2 separate regions of the Homo sapiens genome follow, and region 1 is linked to region 2. Evidence: read pairs that join two places in POLR2A ChIA-PET (ENCODE). Cell type or tissue: IMR-90. All regions are shown on one strand. Each heading gives the region's core, and the rest is flanking DNA. Links, peaks and the distances in the headings are about the cores only.

The links. ChIA-PET counts read pairs that join two places held together with the same protein. Peaks named below come from ENCODE experiments on the same cell type or tissue, not always from the same donor. Only the 100,000 strongest peaks of a DNase experiment are listed, where the experiment ranks them.
Region 1: POLR2A ChIA-PET joins it to region 2 with 8 read pairs; 3 of 35 experiments call an interaction of 5 or more read pairs at or near these places.

Annotation. Positions count from the first base shown.
Region 1 is chr3:54,956,085-54,963,575 of GRCh38, reverse strand. The region is part of intron 27 of CACNA2D3 (calcium voltage-gated channel auxiliary subunit alpha2delta 3); the gene reads right to left. It also overlaps a transcript of LRTM1 not described here. Among named protein-coding and RNA genes, the nearest start is that of LRTM1, 32 kb to the right of the region's middle. RefSeq lists enhancers at 4,419-4,920, 6,749-7,491. In IMR-90, for the core only: no CTCF peak of the experiment used is centred there; no DNase peak of the experiment used is centred there.
Region 2 is chr3:55,199,305-55,206,795 of GRCh38, reverse strand. All of the region lies in intron 2 of LOC124906243 (a long non-coding RNA gene), which reads left to right. Among named protein-coding and RNA genes, the nearest start is that of LINC02030, 24 kb to the left of the region's middle. In IMR-90, for the core only: no CTCF peak of the experiment used is centred there; a DNase peak (open chromatin) is centred at 4,255; H3K27ac peaks cover 1,700 bases.

The DNA of each region.
Region 1 (7,491 bases), core at 1,571-6,570, 240 kb after region 2:
GTGCTGTCCAAATTAGTGGCCATTAGTTACATGTGGCTATTTAAATAAAAATTAACTAAAATTAAATAATATTCACAATTTAGTTCCTTAGTTGCACTAGTTAGATGTCAAGTGCTCCGTAGCCACAGGGTGCTAGAGGCTACGGTACTGGACCATGCAGATCTAGAATATTTCCATCATTGCAGAGACTTCTACTGGACGATGACCAGTGATCCCAGAAGGAACCATAGAAAAGAAATGGACCCTAGCACTCCTTAAGGATGGAAGGTACAATTCTCCACAAACCCGTCCATACTACCACTCCCCAGAGGTAGAAGAAATGAGATGACTTAGGTATAGGGGGTTTAGATCAGACAGGACTGCCAGCGTGAGACAACCTGGACTTGCAAGGGGAAGTTGGAAATGAGTTTGAATGAACCCTAAAGAAATCAATGCAACAACCACCCTCCAGATTTATTTATTTTGCTTTATAAAACTTGAGACTACAAATTACATTTGCAGTGCTATTATGTTTAAATGCATTCAAGATGAAATCATGCATGCATCTCATATCATGTTAATAGACATGCATTCAAGTGTAATCTGAAACTCACAAAATATAAAATTAGAAATAAAACATATAAAATTAGAAATAAAACAACTTTTCTCATATCGTATTCATTTAGAAATAATTTCCTGTGGGGTTGGCCTCAACTTGCAACATACTAGAGGGGCACAGATCTGGTTTGTAAAATAGTGCTCACTATGCCTGGCACACAAGCTCACCCAAACACCCCTACTTCCATTTGCCCAGCCCTCCAGTCATACAATATATTCACATACACATAGAGAGCTCATCCAAAAGGCAGAAAAACAATCCTGCCACCATCAGTGAATTCCAATCAGGAGTTGTTTTGCTGCGAGAACTGATTGCAAACCCGTTTTAAGACCACTGCTGTGTACCCTTGGGTATGTCACTTTACCTCTCTGTCTCCACCAATAGAGTTGCACCGGCTCTGGCTTCTGAACAGAATTTTTGTGGGACAAAAATCAGTGAGAGTAAATAAAATCACGGGTATTAAAATACTCTAACTAGTTGATAGTGTTGTCATCATTCATGTTATGACTTGCTCCTAGAGCTTTTATTCTTTATTCTTATGTTTCATGGCTAATATGCCTTTCATGCCAATTATGTTGAGAGTGAGCAGAAAATTCATCTATGACCAATGCAAACTGTCCACTCCTAGGAATGTTCCTTAGAGTGTTATATCAGTGAGCAAATGCATTACAAAATCATGCTATCAGCCAAGCAGGCTCTTAGAGAATTAATCTTTTTCCTTCAGGATTAAGGAAAGGTGTGCTCCACCATTCAAAACCTGTGCTATGGTTTGAATGTTGGTCCTCTCTGAAACTCATGTTAAAATTTGATCTCTAATGCAGCAGTATTAAGAGGTGGCACTTTTAAGAGGTGATTGGGTCCCGAGGACTCTGTCCTCATGAATGGATTAATCTATTAATAGATTAATGGGTTAATGGATTAATGAGTTATCATGAGAGTGGGACTGGTGGATTTACAGGAAGAGGGAGAGAGACCTGAGTGAGCACGCTCAGTCCCCTCACGATGCCATGCCCTGTGCCTCCCTGGGACTCTGCAGAGCCCCCACCAGCAAGTCCCTCACCACATGGGGCCCCTTGAACTTGGACTTCTCAGCCTCTGAGAAGAGGCTTTAAGAAGTGAATTCCTTTTCTTTACAAATTACCCGGCTTCTACCACTCTGTTAAAAGCAAAAGAAAACAGAAGATGTCCTGTCACCCACCCCTTCTGGAATTGTGATCATTCATGCATACTCAGGACAAGGTTAGACAGGTCAGGGTACAGAACCCAAGAAGACTGCTGTCCATGATACTGGTGCCATCAGCTTCCTGTGCACATCAATCAGGCCACCTGCCCACAAAACTTCTCAATGACCTGGCTACTGCTGGACAATTGCAAATGTGGACAATTACCATTTCATTGTGGTGTCCAGGCAGAGAAACAGATCCAAGAGCTGACTTGCACTGGCTTGTTCTACAAACAGAAGATTTTCTCCTAATAGATTCCAATCCATAGGTAGGAATATAGTAGAAAATTGTAGTTTTATTAGAGGGAATACAACTACAATAAGTTAATAATAAATAAATTACCTGCTAAGGATTTCCCATATATTTCATCTCTTAGGAGTAGAGTGACTTTTCCCAAAACCCAAATTGTACAGATAAATGCTCATCCAGATCATCAGCTTCCTTGCTGGTCATATTTCTTAATCAGGGCACTGGGTATTTTTACATGGCTTGGTTAATATCTCTTATCCAGTCTCACCTCCACTTTGACAGTCTCTGAATTTTTATTTCTTTGTGCACCATGGCAAAGATTGCTAGCAGTGATAGTAACAAGGCCTGGCATGTTTGGATTCCAACTTGCCTTAGTTAACGGTCAACTGTAATAGCCATTACCCAAGCCACGTTTGTTTAAATGTTTTCTTCTGTTTGTTTTCAAAACAGTTAACTGCAAGTAGAACTAACAACGAATCTGAATGTCATTTTTTGGGAATATTTCATGATTAACCCAGGGTTTGGAAAAAGGGCACTGTTCTGGAGCATCAAGGAAAATAACTCCAACCTTCTTTACATCAAATGTGAGCCCATTCCGGAGGTCTGTTGGTGTCCAAGATAAATGACTTACCACATGAATAACAATTTAAAACTGCAATGTGAATTAGGACATAACTCATCTGTTAAATATTTCATGTGAAGATGTTAATGAATTGCATGATGGAATGTTGGACAAAAAAGACAACTGAAATCCTGGGACTAATTTGGGCAAAACTGAGAACAGAGTATCCTCGGGAAGATGAGGGGGAAGGAAGGGAAGGCAGCTGCACTCTTGTCCCCCTGGGTATCAGGCTGGCAAATTCAAAAGCTTTCTTAGAAGATTATAGGCAAGGGAGAATGATCAGCAACAACCTTTGGAGAAATATTTAGATCAAAGCAATATGCATTTGTTATAATCTTGGTAAAGCCTGAACATTAATCTCCAAGCTATGGTATTATTTCAGAAATTAGAAAAAAAAATTCTCACAGCAGCAGAAACACCTCATATTTTAGCCTAGTGCAAGTGAAGAAATATAATGATAAAAGGGGAGGAGGTATTTTAAATGTAACCCCTAAATGATTGCATATTTCACTTCTGAAGTATTCCCTGTGGTATGGGGGGTTGGTAATCTTTCTTATACATGCTTTTAAATAACAAAGCACTCCATGATATATGTCTGTGGTGAGAGAGAGGGAGGAGAAATAGCTCACATTATCACACCATTGACAAGGCCGCAGCAGAAGATTTTCTTTGCTGAGGAGGCCTATTTTAATCTGTAACCATCCCTACCTGCTGCCTGTGACTGGCTTCTGGGAACCAGTGTAGGAAGGCCTGATCCATTTGGCCACACATTTCTTTCATAATCACTTTGGTTTTTTTTTTTTTTTTGTCCTGTCAGAGCTTCTCGGAACTGTCACCTTTGGTAAAGTAGAGTAAATGACAATTATAAATGTTTCCTCCATTTGGGTTCTAATTACTTGACTGGATTGATGTTGAAAAGAATTAGCAGGGTTGTGGAATGGAATAATAATTTTCTTTTCACCCTTGAGGTAATCTGGAAGCATTTTTCCAGACTTCATCTGAAGAAACCTATATTCCCTCAGCTTTCCCAGGCTGCCGGAGCTAGCATCAAATTGTTTTTGTCAGATCATTTTATGCTCACAAAGTTCTTCAAATAATATTATTTCAATAAAGTTTTCAAGCCAATACATTTTTAGAGTCAATTCCCACCCTTTCAACCTTTCAGAAGAAAACATTTAAGCCTCGGGCTTCATTGTATTTTAATCAGGGCTGCACAAATCAATGTCCTTTAAAAAATTATAAGCTTCCAAGTTATAGCTCCCTAGTTAATAATTTCTTATTAGGTCACCACCTAATAACAGTTACTAAAGAGACCATAACAAAATTGGGGGTCAAGTTTCTAAACATTTCCAAACCAATAATAATAGAACAGCCACATATAGTTGCCAAACATCTCTGAGTTGGATGTTTATGACTTATTTAATATAAAATAGCACTAAAATCTCCACGTGGGCAGTCCACAGAGCTGGAGGGATGCCTGCAAACCTTCTGACTGTCAGGTTCATGTTACAGGGCACGGAGATGGCAAAGAACTTGCCCAAGCACACCCAGCTCCCTGGAGGGACCTGAGTCCCCTGTGGAGCTCCCAAACTCAAATTCCCTCCAGAGCTGACAGGGAACTGTGGTGAACTGAACACCACCCTGTGCCGCAGTCTCCAGGGAGCTGCAGAGCTCAGCTTGGCCCAACTGGTACCTTGTGGAACACGAGACTCAATATACAGACAGTTCATTTGAAAAACTGACAGCACTCTAATAGGATTGCCAGATAAAGGGGTTTTTTGCTGATGCAAGATCTTGCTCTGTTGCCCAGGCTGGAGTGCAGTGGCGCGATCATGGCTCACTGCAGCCTCGACCTCCCAGGCTCAGGCAATTATCCCACCATAGTCTCCCGAGTAGCTAGGACTACAGGCATGTGCCACCATGCCTCAATTTTTGTGTTTTTTGTAGAGACAGGGTTTTGCCATGTTGCCCAGGCTGGTCTCAAACTCCTGGGTTCAAGCAATCCTCCTGCCTTGGCCTCCCAAAGTGCTGAGATTACAAGTGTGAGCCACCATGCCAGGCAGATAAAATATTTTTGGTTTACTAAATCTGGCAACTCTAGGCTGGGGGTTACACAGAACATCCCCAGGCAATGACCTGGGGTGATCTCTGTTGCATACTTAGCCCTGAGAGAATTGAGACAGTTTGTATCCTGCAGCTTAACAGTTAGGACTGGGACCAAGGCCACCTCCATCAACATGACTTTCATGACTTTGCTATTAGTTCCAGAAAATTCGTGCTCAGAAAGATAATAACTATTGCTTTACTCAGGAGACGTCCCAATCCCAACCAGATCCCCACATTGGAAGACCTGCCCAGACTCCAAAATGCTGTAAATATCCACCCTGGCTTCCTCTTTCTGAGACACTTCTAAGACTATCAAGGTTGTATTCTCCCTTACTGCTGTAGGGAATAAACTGACTTTGACCTAAAAATACTCTTTAAAAAAATAGAGGTGGGGTCTTGCTCTGTCGCCCAGGCTGGAGTGCAGTGGCACAATCATAGCTCACTGCAGCCTCCAACTCTTGGGCTCAGGCAGTCCTCCTGCCTCAGCCTCCTGAGTAGCTGGGATTATAGGCTGAAGCCACCACACCCATCCGATACATGGAATATTCTGCTGGTTTTCTTGTCAGCAGTTAAACCTGCTTCTTCATAGCATTTATCAATATTTGACATTAAATGACATTTTATATTATTTATTGTGTTTCATCCTCATCCAACTAGAGGTTGAGGCTCTTTGTTTACTGCTGTATTCCCTGTACCTAGAGAAGCTACCAGCACAGGCAGGCACTTGTGAACACACACGGGGTGGTTGAATGCAATGTGGATGGAGATATCAATTATTCTCAGGGAGTTTGCTCTCTCCAGACATCTACCTCTGCCATCCATGTGGTTTGGACTCTGTCCCAAGAGCAACAGAGAGCAATGAAAAGGTTCTCAGCAGGGGAGGGAAGGATGTGAGACACAAATAGATTTGTGCTTTGGAAAAATCTACAGGGGAAGTTGCTGGGATGCATGGTTTGTGTCTGGGGGACTGTGTAGGGGTCATGCGTGCTCATCCTACCGGGTGAGAGATGACAGACGGACTGGCATGGAGCAATGGGCACCAGGGATGGAGAGGTGTGATCTTGTTTCTAACCCTCCTGACTGGGTGGGGCCTGGAACCCCTGAGTTTGCCAAAGGCCCATCAGTCGTATCTGAATCTGGCCAGTTACAGCACTTCCCCACCGGCCCTCCCTAACACACACACCAGACCTCAAGGCTCTGTCATTTTAGTTTGATAAGTTTGAACATGCTTTGGCTTCCAAGTAAATTATTTAATGAAACATATTTCTCTGCTCACCAGATATGTCTCCGAATTACCTAAGACTTATTCCATGATGAAAATTATTTTATGGTTGGGTGTGGTGGCTCACACCTGTAATCCCAGCACTTTAGGAGGCTGAGATGGGATGACTGCTTGAAGCCAGGAGTTCAAGACCAGCCTGAGCAACAGAGTGAGACCCCATCTCTATAAAAAGTTTTAAAAAATTAGCTGAGTGCAGTGGCGTACACCTATAGTCTAAGTTCCGTAGGAAGATCACCTGAGCCCAGGAGTTTGAGGCTGCATTGAGCTATGATTGTGCCACTGAACTCCAGCCTGGGGGACAGAAACCCTGTCTCTAAAAAAAAAAAAAAGAAAATTATTTTATAACTTGATTCATAGGAATTATATCACATAGTAATCATAGCAGTAGTAATAATCATAATTAATCCCATTTATGAAGCCCTCTAGTATGTGCCAGGTGTCTGCTAGAAGCTTAAAAAACTTTATTGCTAATCCTAATAACATCCTGCAAACTTGATATTGGAGAAGAGCAAGGGTCATAGAAGAAAGTTATGGGCCTCAAGTCTCCTACTAAGAAGTTACCTTCACCCCTGTTTTCAACCTATACAGCAAAGGCAAAGAGGTTTCCCTAACTGTAAGATGTAGTGTGCTCTCGGTGTTCTTTTCTGTCAGATAAAATGCAAACTGGAGGTATCAAGGTAAGTCATTTGCTACCTAAACACTCTAGAATATTTGCACCAATTAATGCATCTAAATATTCAAATGGGTTCTGTCTTCCCCTAGGTAATGATGACTGATTTGCTTAGGTGATTAGGCCATTACCTTAAGATTACTCTGAGAACAAATTACCTAATCTGGAGGTAGAGTTAAAGAGCTCTCCACTAAAGAGGCAGGGTCTGTAGGATGAGCAGGAATTTATGACAGCCTAAGACCAGTTGAAGAGGGAGTGGGGGAGAAAGTATTTTTGGCTGTGCACAAAATCCTAGGTTGGTAACGAGTTTGAAAAGACTGAGAACGTTAAGACCATGTGGCCCATGCAAGTTAGGAAGCTGCATTTCCTGGCCTTTAAAAGACAAAGACAGGAAGGTTAAAACAAAAACTGGTAATTATTCTGGGGATAGCCTGACACAGCAAAATTGTCCCCTTGGTGGTGGGTCAACAAGACCATCACTTTCTTTTCCCGGAATCTCCAATTCATTGTACATGGAAAGGATGACTACACCAGGAACAGCCAAGGGAAGACCATGCGCTTACGGGTCTGCTCATGCAGCAAGGCAGCCTGGCAAGGCAAGCCACTGGGCTTGGTTCCCTCTGGCCAGGGAGATACCCACTTCAAAGTCAAACACCTGGGTGGCAGATATGATCAGCTGCAGCAGACCTGGCCCAAGGCAGATCCTCCCAGAAGAGCTGCACATGAGGTGATTATGAGGAG
Region 2 (7,491 bases), core at 1,359-6,358:
ACCCATTTCATGCAAGATTTTATTGAAATCTTACTGGTACACAACTAGCCATTTACTGATAGATTTAGTGGGCAGATTTTCTCAACCACAGCACAAAGTTAGCTTCGAAGGGCTGGAAAGATAACTCCAAGGGAGTTTTAATATATTATTGTATTAGTGTTTATTGCTAGTGTTTTGTTTGTAAAAATTAAATAGGTTTCCCAAAGCACATACCTTTTGACCCCACTACATTAACAGAGGCTTAATTATTTACATGTGTCTAAAGTTTGATATTACAAAAAGGAATTTTTATACATTTTTAAATACTAAGATGTAATATCAATTGATGATAATTTCAATACATACCCAAATTATTTATTGACCTAATACCTGTATTTCCTTATAAAGCCAAACTGAGTTATAATAAATGCTATACCTTGACCTTGTTATCATCATAATTTGTTTTTATTGTTAGAAAAACCTATATATCACATGACATGTGTAAGAAAGGGAGGAGGGAAGAAGCTGATTTATTTGCTCTCCAACAAATCATATTCACCTTCTTCCTTGGAGGCCACTTGACCTCTGCAAACCCATATGTCATCCATCTCTCTGTCCTCCAAGCATGTGGTCACTGGTTGTGGGTGGGTTCTACACTCTGTGTTTGTTTTGATAAATGAAGAGCTGGCTCAAATACCATGTGTGACCTGACCGAGACTGAGTCTCAGGTTTCTGACATGTGAGGCTGCCATGGAGGTTTTGTTGAGTGTAGAGAGAAATGGCCACAAATTTGAAGATGTTGTCTATCTCTAGAGCTGGTGTTATTCAGTCATGTTGGGCAGATTCTGTTTTCTGAAGGGTGAAGAATAATGGAGATGGGATTATTCTTGAATGCTGCTGATTCTTTGGAGTTTGCTGAGTTGCTTTAGGAAATAAGAAATGAATCGGAGGCCCAGGTAGTTCCTCACTGCCTCCAGGACCCAGCATCACTGGGTCACCCTAGGGAGCAATGATAAAGAGAACATCAGGGACAATATCCCTGGCCTGGACTCTGGTCACCTAAGAAGGGGCACCCTTGGCAGTGACAATGAAAGAGAGAAAAATGTAGTGGATTCTACCTGATGAGGATCCCAACTGGAGTTGTTCTCAGATCATTTTGTGAACACACAGGAGAGAGCAATTAGGGAAATTCAGAGAAAATTTTAGGGTATTTGGAAAGGTAGAATCAACACAGTACTCAGAATTAGGATCCTGGACATTTGGGAGTTAAACATAAACGTGACCCCATTTTACCATCACTGACTGAGGAGGCTTACTAATTTGGTATATGACTATATCTGCATTTATTAATTTTTTCTAACTGCAGTATTTCCAGAACTTTACATGCAGTAACTTGGTTCTTAAAAAAGCCTTGCCAGGGTTGGGCGTGGTGGCTCACACCTGTAATCCTAGCACTTTGGGAGGCCGAGGCGGGCGGATCACGAGGTCAGGAGATTGAGACCATCCTGGTTAACATGGTGAAACCCCGTCTCTACTAAAAATACAAAAGTTAGCCAGGCGTGGTTGTGGGCACCTGTAGTCCCAGCTACTTGGGAGGCTGAGGCAGGAGAATGGCGAGAACCCCGGAGGCGGAGCTGGCAGTGAGCCGAGATCATGCCACTGCACTCCAGCCTGGGTGACAGAGCGAGACTCCATCTCAAAAAGAAAGCCTTGCCAGGCAGATATTGTCCCCATTTGACTTATAGGATTAGTGAGGCTCAGAGTGTTGAGTAATTTGCACAATGTCACTCAACTGCTTGAATGGTAGGTGTGTCTGTTCTCAAAGGCTGGGCTACATCTCCTCACTAGCTGTATCCCCGATTTCCAATCCTGGGCTTGATTCCAAAGGATACAGGAGTCCTGTGGAAGGATAGGCTTGCTACACCTTGAATCCCACTTAGAAGTTCACCTGAGGGATGGCTCTTGACCATGACTGGGCCGGTCATCACACCTCATCCTGTAGGGAGAAGGGGTAGAGCACATGGATAGAGGGAAGGAGGAGGGATTTCCTAAGGGTGATTGTGTTCTGGCCCAACAAATCCACACTGTCCACTATATCTCCCCATGTGAGGAAGCGATTTATCACTTGGGGGTGGGAGATCAAATGGGTGAGGAAGATTGCATCACACAGAGCAGAAGCTTCAAGGGCTTGCCTCACAACTGATTCATTGCAGTGATCTCCAGAGCCTGAACCCCTGGGATCCAGGCCATCATCTCCCTGACAGGAACAGATAACAAACTTGTTTCTCCCCACAACTGATGCCTGAAACCAATCTCAAACTGCCCACCTCTTCCCTGGAAAACAGTCCTCATAGATGAGTAACAAGATTGCCAACTCCAAGGGCACCAATTCTAATCTGTCTTGTCAGGTCAACCCAGACAGATTTCTTTCTCAGAAAATTGATTTCTTCAAACAATTATATAGCAAGCATTTGCCATTCCCTTAAAAGATGGACACAATGACAGAAAAGAAGCTAGAACATAGTATCCATATAATTTTTATACCACCCGTTGCAGACTGAGACAGAGATTAGGCTGGGTGACATGCAGTGTGTGTCACCCACATAGAAGTGGCAAAAATTATTTAGCTTAAAATAAACGGTTACCATGTATAATTAAAACTTTCAAAGAGTTGTCCATTGATCGAAAAACATGATCCCCTGCTCTTGTTTCCAGCTGTATGTGGAGCTGATTGGCTCATTTAGGGGCAATATGCCTTTGATATTTGAATCCGTCGTTCACTTTAACTTTAAACAGACAGGCTGGGGAGAGGAAGCTGGGCTGGTGATGTGCTAATTCTTGTTTGTGATTTACCCCCGAGAAACTATAAGAAACCTGCAACTTATTGTACATTAACAACTGAAACTGGAGACAACCACATCTGGTTTGTTGGTTGGTCCTCCCCCACCCCTCCCTCTGCTTTTTTAAAAAAACACAGCAACCCAAAATGCTCAAGCTAGATAGTTTGATTAAAATGGTTAATTTATCAGGGATAAAAGGTTGGAGGATAAATTACTCCCGAGAGAAAGGTTGAGTCATTTTGCAAGACGGGTTATAAGCATCAGTAGATAAAAGCAATTTTTTTAGCCTATTATGGAATTTCTCAAAGCCGTTGTATAAAGAATGTGTGGTAAAGCTTTTAAAATGGATTCAAGTTTTGCAGTTGGAGGGCCAAGTGGCTCTGAACCACTGGAGTAGTCTGTCTGGTACCGGTTTTGGTCTCTCACAGAGGCCCATGGTCCTGAGGAAGCAGATGGGGTGTGGGTTGGTTTGAGGTAGGAAGCAATCAGCTTAATAAGGGGCCCCTTTGTCCATTAAAAATATATTTTATGATTGCATTGGTGTGAAGAAAAATATATTAATATTATATATGAAAACATTTTAAACTCTTCCTCTCACTCCTCCTCTCCCCTTCCCTCTTCTCTGCTTCCCTCTTCCCCCACCCTGCCCCTCTGTTTCCACCTGCTTTCCTGTCCATTCCTTTCCTTGTTTCTGGCTTTGTCTATCCACAACACTCTCCATAGTCTCTTATCCCGGCCACTGCAATGTCTCGCCTGCTGTTTTTCTGACTCACCTTTGAAATATTCCTTTGACTTTAATTAAACTCAAGGGCCTGGAAAACTCATTCATTCCTGTCTTTAAAAAAAATAGACAAGCATAATTTCCAGGCCGTTTTCTTGATTTTCAGTTCCTACACTTTTTTCAGCTCTCAACGACTGTAATCTCTTCTTTCACACAATACTTTCTTTTCCCATAGTCAACCAACTTGGCCTCATGTCAGTTGAGCATTGATTTTTTTTTTTAAGAAAATGCTACCGATAAAGAAGCTAGCACAATGAAAAGGATCCAGTGGCAATTGGAATGAATGGCCCTACATTTTCAGGCCTTCTGAAAATGATTTTTCATTTATGAGATGCTTTTGACTCTAGTCCAGACCAAAACAAAGAAGGGTCAAATTTTCCTGAGAATCACAATGTAGTGACGCCTGGGATTTATTGAGAAAATCTTTCATGATGAGATTTCCAGTTCATATTTCCAGGTGTGGAAAGTGTTTTCCCAGTTTAATGAGAGCACCAACAGGGTAGGTACTTGCCTGATTCAAACAGGTAAATAGATTTGTGGTCTTCCCATTACACGTGGGTTTTATTGATTCTACCGCTGTTAGTTACATGGGATTAAGATGATGTTGAAATGAACTCACCATGCTCAGGTCCTAGAGAGAAAATCCATGACTCATATGGATGAGTCTTAGTGAATGAGGTTTGCTAGAGGATTGTGTGTCTCTTGGGAACTTCAAAGCTCAGAAAAGAAGCTGTTTCTTAAAACTAGGCAGGAAAACCATTTATGAAAACTCTGGCCATGATTTCAGAGCACATGAGAGGATGGTGAGGAAATGAGAAACCAAATGAAATGCCAAGGAAAGAAGTTACCATTTTCTGAGCTTCCACTGTGTTCTGGACACATCACAGACAACATCTCATTTCATCCCTCTCAGGAGACCCAGCAGGAAAGTATTCTCTGTGAGCAACCCCACTGCAACCACCACCCACTTAACAGGTGAGGAAACGAAGGTGGAGAGTCTAAACAACTTGCCCAAGTTTACATACAGTTGCTGTATAAACCCTTTTGCGATTCTTTTGCCTTTGAAGAAACCATTCTTCCAGCATCTCTTCTTGGAGACTTAAGAGTAGAAGCTGTTTATATTAGGCCTTCCAGAAAAGTGACGTTTTTATTTAAAAAGAAAATATTAGCATGTTGTTGGAAGCTCCAAGTCTCCTATGGTAGGACAGGAATCCAGCTAGCGGGGAGGGACTTGGGGGCTGGGGAGACTGGGCATGCACCAGTGAGGAGCCGGCCATCAGCCATCTGCTCTGGGCACTTTATGTGGTTCCTTCACCCTTCCGGGCACCACATTACAACTGTCACAGCAAAGTCCTTCGGGGTGATGTGATACAAAGATGACATTCCCATTTATTAAACTCCTTGAACGAAAATAAACAGAGGGAAATTATTAAATATTGCAATATCGCATATGTTGTGTCTAATTTAGGATTCACCATAGACTAAAATCATCACTGTTTACAAAAACACTATCTGAGTGCTGGGTACTTTCAACGAGATTCCTCACATGCAAGGAAAGCACAATACGCATGTTTTCTATTTGAATGCCAAACTCAGAGAGGTTACCTTATTAAAAACCCTAGTTCATATAAATGCCAGGTGTTTTTAGAAAATATCATAGTTCATAAATACTGCATCCCCTCAGATCATCTCCTCAGCCTCTGTCTTCAACATGGTACCAGGAAAAGTGTCAGAACTTGCAAAACCACTTTGAATCCACAAATAAAGGGTGGGTATTAAAAAAAAAATTCAATGCATAAACCCCTGGGAATAATGGAGACAAGCCAAAGAAAAGGGCTTGTCTTTTCAGGAGCTCCCAGAAAGGAGGAAAATCCTCCAGAGAGGCTCCTAACTGGGTGGAAAAAGGCTCAAAATGGAACCAAAGTTTAATTGCCTCTCCAGGAGCCAAGCCAGGCCTGGAGGGAAAATGGGAGACAGGTCTTTGATTCAGCGCATCTGTACCACAGGGGCCTCACCATGTGCAGGCCAGCATGATCCTCCCCCTCCAGAATGTGTTCGCACTTCCTGTATCCTTCCCCAATACACACTAATGCACCTGTGGGGTGGGGAAGGGGCTCTCTTTTAGAGACAAGCTTGGGCCCCAAGAAGGAAATTACATAACAATAAAGTCATTCTGGGTTTGTCTCACTAACCTATAAATTAAGCCTGATCCTGTAGGCCAGAGTGGAAAGGAGTTTGCAGATATTTTGAGCACCCATCTAGTCCAGTGGTTCTCAAAGTATGGTCCCTGGACCAGCAGCAGCATCAACATCATCTGGGAATTTGTTAGAAGTGCAAATTCTCAGGCCCCACCTCAGGTCCATTGTATCAGAAGGTCTTGGTGAGGGCCTAGCATCCTGTACTGTAACATGTCCTCCAAAGGATGCTGGTGCTGATGTGGGTATGCATGCTGTATTTTCAAAATCACTGGCCTGGTTTACTAGGTAATGGTAACCCCCAGGGCTATGCCTTCCTGATTTTATGCTGCCGATAATTGAATGCTTGCTGTCCTTTAATTTAATTTAAGCATTCCCACAACTTTTGTGGTTGGTACTAATATTTTTCCCATTTTACAAATGAGGAAACAGATATTCAGAGATTAAAGAGTACTCAAAACACTGACCTAGTCAATGTGAGAATAAGGTTTAAATCCACAGACAACACTGTTTACATGCATTACGATTCTCCACACTGGAACTCCTCTCCTATCAGAAATATCTGACTTGCGAAAGGAAACTGTAAGAATCAATGAGACCTAATACAGAACATCAGACTGTAGGCTTGGGAGAAATGTTAGAATCCACCCTTCAACTTACATATAAATTCTCTACAGTAATGTTCCGTAAAGGATGTTCCAGGGACCACTAGTTTCACAGAATATTAACAGGCAGGTACACACAGAGTTCCATGGCCAAATAAGTTTGAAAAATGGTGGCTTAAACTTTGCTGAGTTAATTTCTTAGCAGCAGGACTTCTCAGTGCTGTTGATGAACGTGATCAGGCATGAGGTGACCCACCACAGGTACAGTGCATACCATATGTCTCATGTTTAATTGACTACGGAACTGTTTGCTCCCAGAGCATTTCTTGATTTTGTAAGGCTGTAGAATAAGATTTTGGAAGCCCCAACCTACAATATGCTTTGGAAGGCAGGATCCAGGCTGTGGGTGAAGATCTCCAGTCTTAGGACACTTCCTGCTCTCCAGGAAGCCCAAGCTGTGAGCAGATATGCCTGCCTGCTTGGAAGTTCTGTGTGTTGAGTGGAACCTCCTCCTCAATAGCTTCCTGCCACTGCTACTTATTCTTTCCTGGGCAAGACTGAGGGTAAGTCTAGTAAGTCCCTCTTTCACATCCAGGCTCCTTGGAGATGAGAAGGCAAGCACTCTATTCCTTCCTAAGACTTGTTTATCCAGGACTCAACTCTCCAGGCCTTCCAGCCTTTGCTCAGTGCTATTGTCATCCCCTTTCATCTGGATTATTGCAGTAGCCTCATAGCTAGCCTTTGATATTTTGACTCCTCTAATGTCCATGGCAGCCAAAGCAGAAAATATAAATAATCCTATCTTGTCCCTACTTAAAACACTTCAGTGGTTCTTCATGGAACTTGGATTGAAACCCAACTCTCTAAATTGGCCTAATGCCCTGAGACGTCCTCCTCCTCCCTACCTGAAAATTTAACAGTGCCTTTTCTTCACGAAGCTCCAGCTACACTCTCCTCTCCATTCCCAACTGGCTCTTTCCCACCTCCAGGCCTCTGTCCTTGCTGTTCCCTCTTCCTGAAATGCTCTTCCATCACTTACTGAGAGGCTGCCTCCCACTGACCTCTTAGGTCTTAGTTTAAACTGTCACCTT